Linked DNA regions of Homo sapiens: region 1 is linked to region 2. A link is a loop called in an ENCODE intact Hi-C map of the cell type or tissue named here. Cell type or tissue: A673. All regions are shown on one strand. Each heading gives the region's core, and the rest is flanking DNA. Links, peaks and the distances in the headings are about the cores only.

Region 1 (2,925 bases), core at 326-2,825, 180 kb after region 2:
ACAAATAGGCCGGGTGTAGTGGCTCATGCCTGAAATCCCAGCATTTTGGGAGGCTGAGGTGGGCCGATCACCTGAGGTCAGGAGTTTGAGACCAGCCTGGCCAACATGGTGAAACCCTGTCTCTGCTAAAAAATACAAAAATTTTTTGTGCACCAGGCATGGTGGTGCATGCCTGTGGTCCCAGCTACTGGGGAGGCTGAGGTAGGAGAATCGCTTGAACCTGGGAGGCGAAGGTTGCAGGTGAGCTGAGATCACACCCCTGCACTCCAGTCTGGGTGACAGAGCAAGACTCTGTCTCAAAAAAAAAAAAAAAAAAAAAGAGTATACAAATAAAAGAAAAGGAAAAAAATGCTTGTTGTGGGGATGAAATAATTAATGCGGATAAAGCCTCTAGAATAGTGCTAGGGCATGTAACAAGCCATAACGATTCTGTCTATCCTTAGTGAAGTTTTAAGTTCTTTTTAAACTTTATTACAAACAATGCTACAATGAAGGTTTTATCACATCTTTTTGAACACTTTACTAGTGTTTTTACAGGACAGAAGTCAGAATGAGGGATCATGTAGGATGTTCACACAAAATTAGAATGGACATTGCCTAACTGCCTTCCAAAGTTGTACCCATTTACCCTCCAGCCAAGAGTGTACAAAATGGTTCATATTCCCAGACTTTTGCCCAAACTGGATTCTATCATTTTGAAAAAAGTCTGCCCATCTAATAACAACTGATCTTTGACACATTGAATTACAGTATAAAGAGGGCTTTACCCAAATGGCCCACAAGGCTACCTAACTGGGCAGAGGCCATACATACGTATTTTAAAATTGCAATAGAAAATTCTTTATTCAACATCGAGGCTTATAAAATTCTTATCTTTTCCTCCATAAGGCTTCTATGTGTCTTTATTCTGAACTAAGGGTATATGAAAATAAATTTTCCTTTCCTTGATTTCCTTCCTTTTAAATTCTGCAGATGCTGTGAAATACTTCAGTACTCAGGAGAAGTCACGTTCTGGTTGCTGCAAGCGTGTGATACCCTGTCATTAAAATAAGAAATAGATTGTTATCCTCTGCCCTCCTCTGTGCATATATATATGTGTGTATGTGTGTGTGTGTGTGTGTGTGTGTGTGTATAGATAGATTTTTTTCTTTTTTTTGAGACAGAGTCTCACTCTGTCATCCAGGCTGGAGTGCAGTGGTGCGATCATGGCTCACTGCAGCCTTAATCTCCTGGACTCAAGTGATCCTCCCACCACAGCCCCCCAGTAGCTGGGATTACAGGCACATGCCACCACACCTGGGGTAATAATTACACATATGATTATATATATATATATATATGTATTTTTTTTTTTTGTAGAGACTGGGTCTAGGTATGTTGCCCAGGCTGGTCTTGAACTCCTCAGTGCAAGGGATCCTCCCACCTCAGCCTCCCAAAATGCTAAGATTGCAGGTGTGAGCCACCAGGCCCCACCCTTTGTGCATTTTCTGAGACCTATCTTTCCAAAACTGGTCTCTAGGAGATGAGCAGGCAGGTTGTAAAGGATTTAGTCTCTATCACAGACCCAAATCGGAGAGAAACAACTTGGAAACGCCAGGGTTAAATCAAATTAGTGTTCAAGGCCATATTTCCGCTTTTTCATGTTCCTGAGTTCGGAATCCACATTTGGCCGCTGGGCAGTGGGAATTAAGGAAGTTCTCTGGGCTGCCCTGTCGGCTCCAGGGGTTTTATCTGCCATCTTGTTCGCCCTCTACTGGTGTTTCAAGAGAAGAACATGAATGGGAAGAATGGCTTTCTCTGACCCTGGGAGATTTTTTCTTGCTTATTTTCGTTCTGGGAAATCAAAATTCCAGTTGAATTCCGTAACTATAAAAATGTTAAGAGAAGACATGTGGGTTTCAATGGAATAGACTAATTTGAATTACCATAGGTTTTCGGAGATGGGGTATGGAGATAGGAAAAAACTCTGGCTTTACTTCTTTTTATATATGTCTTACTGTTTAGTTCTTCAACTATGCATTTTCTGGTATGTATAATGGTCCTAAATCATAAATTTAAAGAATAGAATGCATGTGAATCTATATCAATATCTATCTCTGTCTACATGAGCTATCTACATCTATTCATATAGCTGTATATATTCTGGAACCTTGCCAATCTGGGGAACTCAGAGCTGAAAGCATCCTAAGAGACTGAAAAAGAACACAGGGGTTGACACCTTCCACTTATAACCAGACCCCTCAATCCAACAAAATATAATCGAATGTTTTCAGAGCCCTAAAAGGCTTTTTTTTTTTTTTTAACTTGAGATGGAATCTTGCTCTGTCGCCCAGGCTGGAGTGCAGTGGTGTGCTCTTGGCTCACTGCAACCTCTGTCTCCCAGGTTCAAATGATCAAGCAATTCTCATGCCTCAGCCTCCCGAGTAGCTGGGATTACAGGCACGCAACACCATGCCTGGCTAATTTTTGTATTTGTAGTAGAGATAGAGTTTTGCCATGTTGGCCAGGCTGGTCTTGAACTCCTGACCTCAGGGGATCTGCCCTCCTCAGCCTCCCAAGGGATTACAGGCATGAGCCACTGCGCCCAGCCAAAAGGCTTTCTTTAATTTACAAGTTCTGTATAAGATCTATTCTAGGAAATTCTCAAAGCTTCTAGGCATTATAATGATAAAGATTCATTGAAGAGCCCATTATTTCAAGAGTTCTGGTTTGCATGTGAAGTGCATGCAAGACAGCAAACCCCACACAGGGAGGTGACGTCACACAGGGAGGTGAGGGCCCCAGTCACCAGCCTCCATTCTGAGCAGGTGGTGGTGTTTTTCTTAGTCTGGCATTCTTTACATCCCTCTGGTCAAAATAATTGGCAGATGAGCCAAACCTGGCCGCTTCTTCGCTGGGATTTTACGTTAATGCTGGAAGAGAGAA
Region 2 (2,925 bases), core at 8-2,507:
TGATGTAACAAGCCAAAATGAAGTTTGTTAGAACTACTTTCAGAGCAATCTGACTATAAGAACCCAAGTTGTTACTCAGAGAGTACCTCCAGATATTTTAGTAACTGTAAATAAACTTACTTTTTCAAGTTGTACTATAAACTCCATTTGGTATTTACTAAATATTTATGGTTTCTTGACAAGATTCAATCGACCTGTAACTCTGTGACTTGCACAGACAGGACATAAAGCCATTGCCAAGTTTGTCCTCAATTCTGTAATAGGCATTAAAAAATAATACCTATGCTATTATTATTGTGACCTAGATATTCTACTTGAGTGAAACACTAGATTAAGAAATACAAGACAAGAGTTCAGGTGAAAAATACTAAGACAGCAGATACACTAAACTTGCTAGACAAATTCTTTCTATACTTTTCAAGGGATCTATTGATGATGCAAGGACAAATAATCTGAAATTTCAATGGAAACACCCTCAGCAAGAGAGGACATTTATAATTAGTTGTGGTCAATATTTCATTTTTTCAGTAATATATTATTGCAGCTTATGGAGTTATGAGAAAAGTCTAATGAAGCATTCATCATGGGTTAAGAGAAAATCGACAGGCTTTATCCTTCACGAGAAATATTAACTTATGAAAATGCAGTGATAGAATGTGATCAATGTATCGAAGAGAACTTTACATTTCATAAATAAAATGTGATTTACATTCTTTAGTTCGATTTAAGAATCATAATCCTGAGAAACATAAAAATATATTTCAGTGAAAGACTTACCTTTGCTCTCGCAAAGTTGCTTGAATTTCACATACTCGGACTAAAGATCTTAAATTTTTTAATTCAGTACAAATTTCGGACATGTGAATAGTTCCCATGTTATGCGCTTCTTCGCGTAATCTTGATGCCTGTAATTAAAGAAATGAAGAAAACATAAAATATAAACATTAACATACACAAAATAAAACATTAAATTTCTGAGTACAATTTTATACTAGGATTAGAGAATAATCCTTTTCCCTTCAATACACAAAAATGCTGGTGAACCTAATGGGGAAAATTAATTTGTTTTAAGAAACTGTCTCTAAGGGTGGAAGGTACTTATTTTAATATTTCTCTTCTAAGTTGGAGAAAATAGGATTTCCAACCTGAAGCTAATACAGCACTAAGAAAGGACTCATAATTTGTGGTTAATAAAAGATGCTGGGTCAGCCAAAGAGATTGTCATTTCTGCAAGTTCAGGTATTAGATATTGATTCAAGAGCCTCACTATACTCCTCTATCGTAAGACACACAACATATTCTCTGTAAACTTTCGAACACCCCAGATGGTCAGTTATCTGATAAAAAGCAAGAGGCAAATGGCAGTAACTGGAATGTCCTAAGGTCTCTCATCCCAAAGCAAAAATGTTTCCTAACTTCCAGTTGCTAGTCTAGTGAGAGAGTCATAGAAAATTAAGTGGGGTTTTTTTTTGTTTTTTTGAGACAGAGTCTCACTGTGTCACCCAGGCTGGAGTACAGTGGTGCAATCTCGGCTCACTGCAACTTCTGCCTCCTGGGTTCACGTAATTCTGGTGCCTCAGGCTCCCGAGTAGCTGTAATTACAGGTGCATGCCACCATGCCTGGCTAATTTTTATACTTGTGGTTAGAGATGGGGTTTCACCATGTTGGTCAGACTGGTCTCGAACTCCTGGCTGGCCTCAAGTGATCCACCTGCCTTGGCCTCCCAAAGTGTTGGGATTACAGGTATGAGCCACTGCGCTTGGCCAGTAGATTAACAGTGCTAATGGAATCTGAAACTATCAGAGAAGCTGAGTGGAAAAAGTACACTGGCTTTGAGCCACATCACTGTTAACTGGGTGACCCTGGGATCAAGGTCTTATGCACTATTTGGTCTTAAGGACTTCAACTCTATCTACACTGCTTAGCTGTTTTAAGAAGTAGAGAAAATAAATATAAGGCATTAAGCACTGAGCTAACTGCTGAGTACTTGACAACAGTGCCTATAATTATGTTAAAATATTTTGTAAAACCAGAAAAGTTATCTTATATATCAAATATTTTTTAAATGACTACAAAGTTAGAGATTCATTATTTTAAATATTGCTTGAATTCAGTGGTCACATTAGATTCTCTAGAAGTTGATTAAATTCTGTTTTGCTAATCATCCAAAGGTAAAATCTAGGCTGTACATAACATACCTGCTTCTCTGCATGATCTGCAGGCCATCCTTGAACGTGTTTTATGAGATTTTCACTGAAGTGTGCTGCTAGTGCAGGCGTTAATGAACACGTGGATCGGGCAGAAGAATTCTGTGGTACAACTGTTGCATTTGATGCATTACTACTATTAGAAGTATGATTGGGACCAGGTGATGGACTTCTCTGGCTACTAGAAAACAGAATTGAATGTGTAGTATGTTTAAAAGTAGTTTCTGGGTATCCTTATCCTAGAAACTGCATGTTAATACCTTTTATTAACTTAAAGATATCCAAATTCCTAAGAAAAATTTGTTATTTTAATGTCAAATAAAGAGAATTAATAATCCAAAGTATATGATTCCTCAAAACACTTTAGGGGGAAAAAACCCTTTTAACACTACTGTCAGAGTCAAATGTAAACTACTCTCCAAATCTGAGAGCAGAACCTGTTAACTTTGTGTACCACAAACACTAATAATATAACTAAAAAAAGTCACATTTTAACAGCTGTAGATGCACATCTGAAGACTGCTCATACACATCTAGATAAGGGGAAAATATATATTGCCTTTGTTCAACGTCAGAACTGCTGAATCAGAGGGTGAAATAATGTGAAGCAAAATACAGACATTTTATTGGATAGCACTGAACAAGCACAGTGGCAAAACAAAACCAAAAAAATAACACTCTGAGATTCTTTATCTTCTTTTAAAACTGAATGGTTTG

The links. A loop is a pair of places that touch in the nucleus more often than their neighbours do. Peaks named below come from ENCODE experiments on the same cell type or tissue, not always from the same donor. Only the 100,000 strongest peaks of a DNase experiment are listed, where the experiment ranks them.
Region 1: it touches region 2 in a loop (4-fold over the local background); 22 of 110 quality-filtered maps call a loop at or near these places.

Annotation. Positions count from the first base shown.
Region 1 is chr10:28,431,155-28,434,079 of GRCh38, reverse strand. It overlaps LINC02652 (long intergenic non-protein coding RNA 2652), which reads left to right. Exons shown (of 3, transcript NR_134496.1): 3 at 973-1,072. Among named protein-coding and RNA genes, the nearest start is that of LINC02652, 63 kb to the left of the region's middle. RefSeq lists an enhancer at 1,664-1,773. In A673, for the core only: a CTCF peak has its summit at 1,757 (motif pointing left); a DNase peak (open chromatin) is centred at 1,729.
Region 2 is chr10:28,615,637-28,618,561 of GRCh38, reverse strand. It overlaps WAC (WW domain containing adaptor with coiled-coil), which reads right to left. Exons shown (of 14, transcript NM_016628.5): 12 at 2,200-2,389; 13 at 778-905. Among named protein-coding and RNA genes, the nearest start is that of BAMBI, 60 kb to the left of the region's middle. In A673, for the core only: no CTCF peak of the experiment used is centred there; no DNase peak of the experiment used is centred there.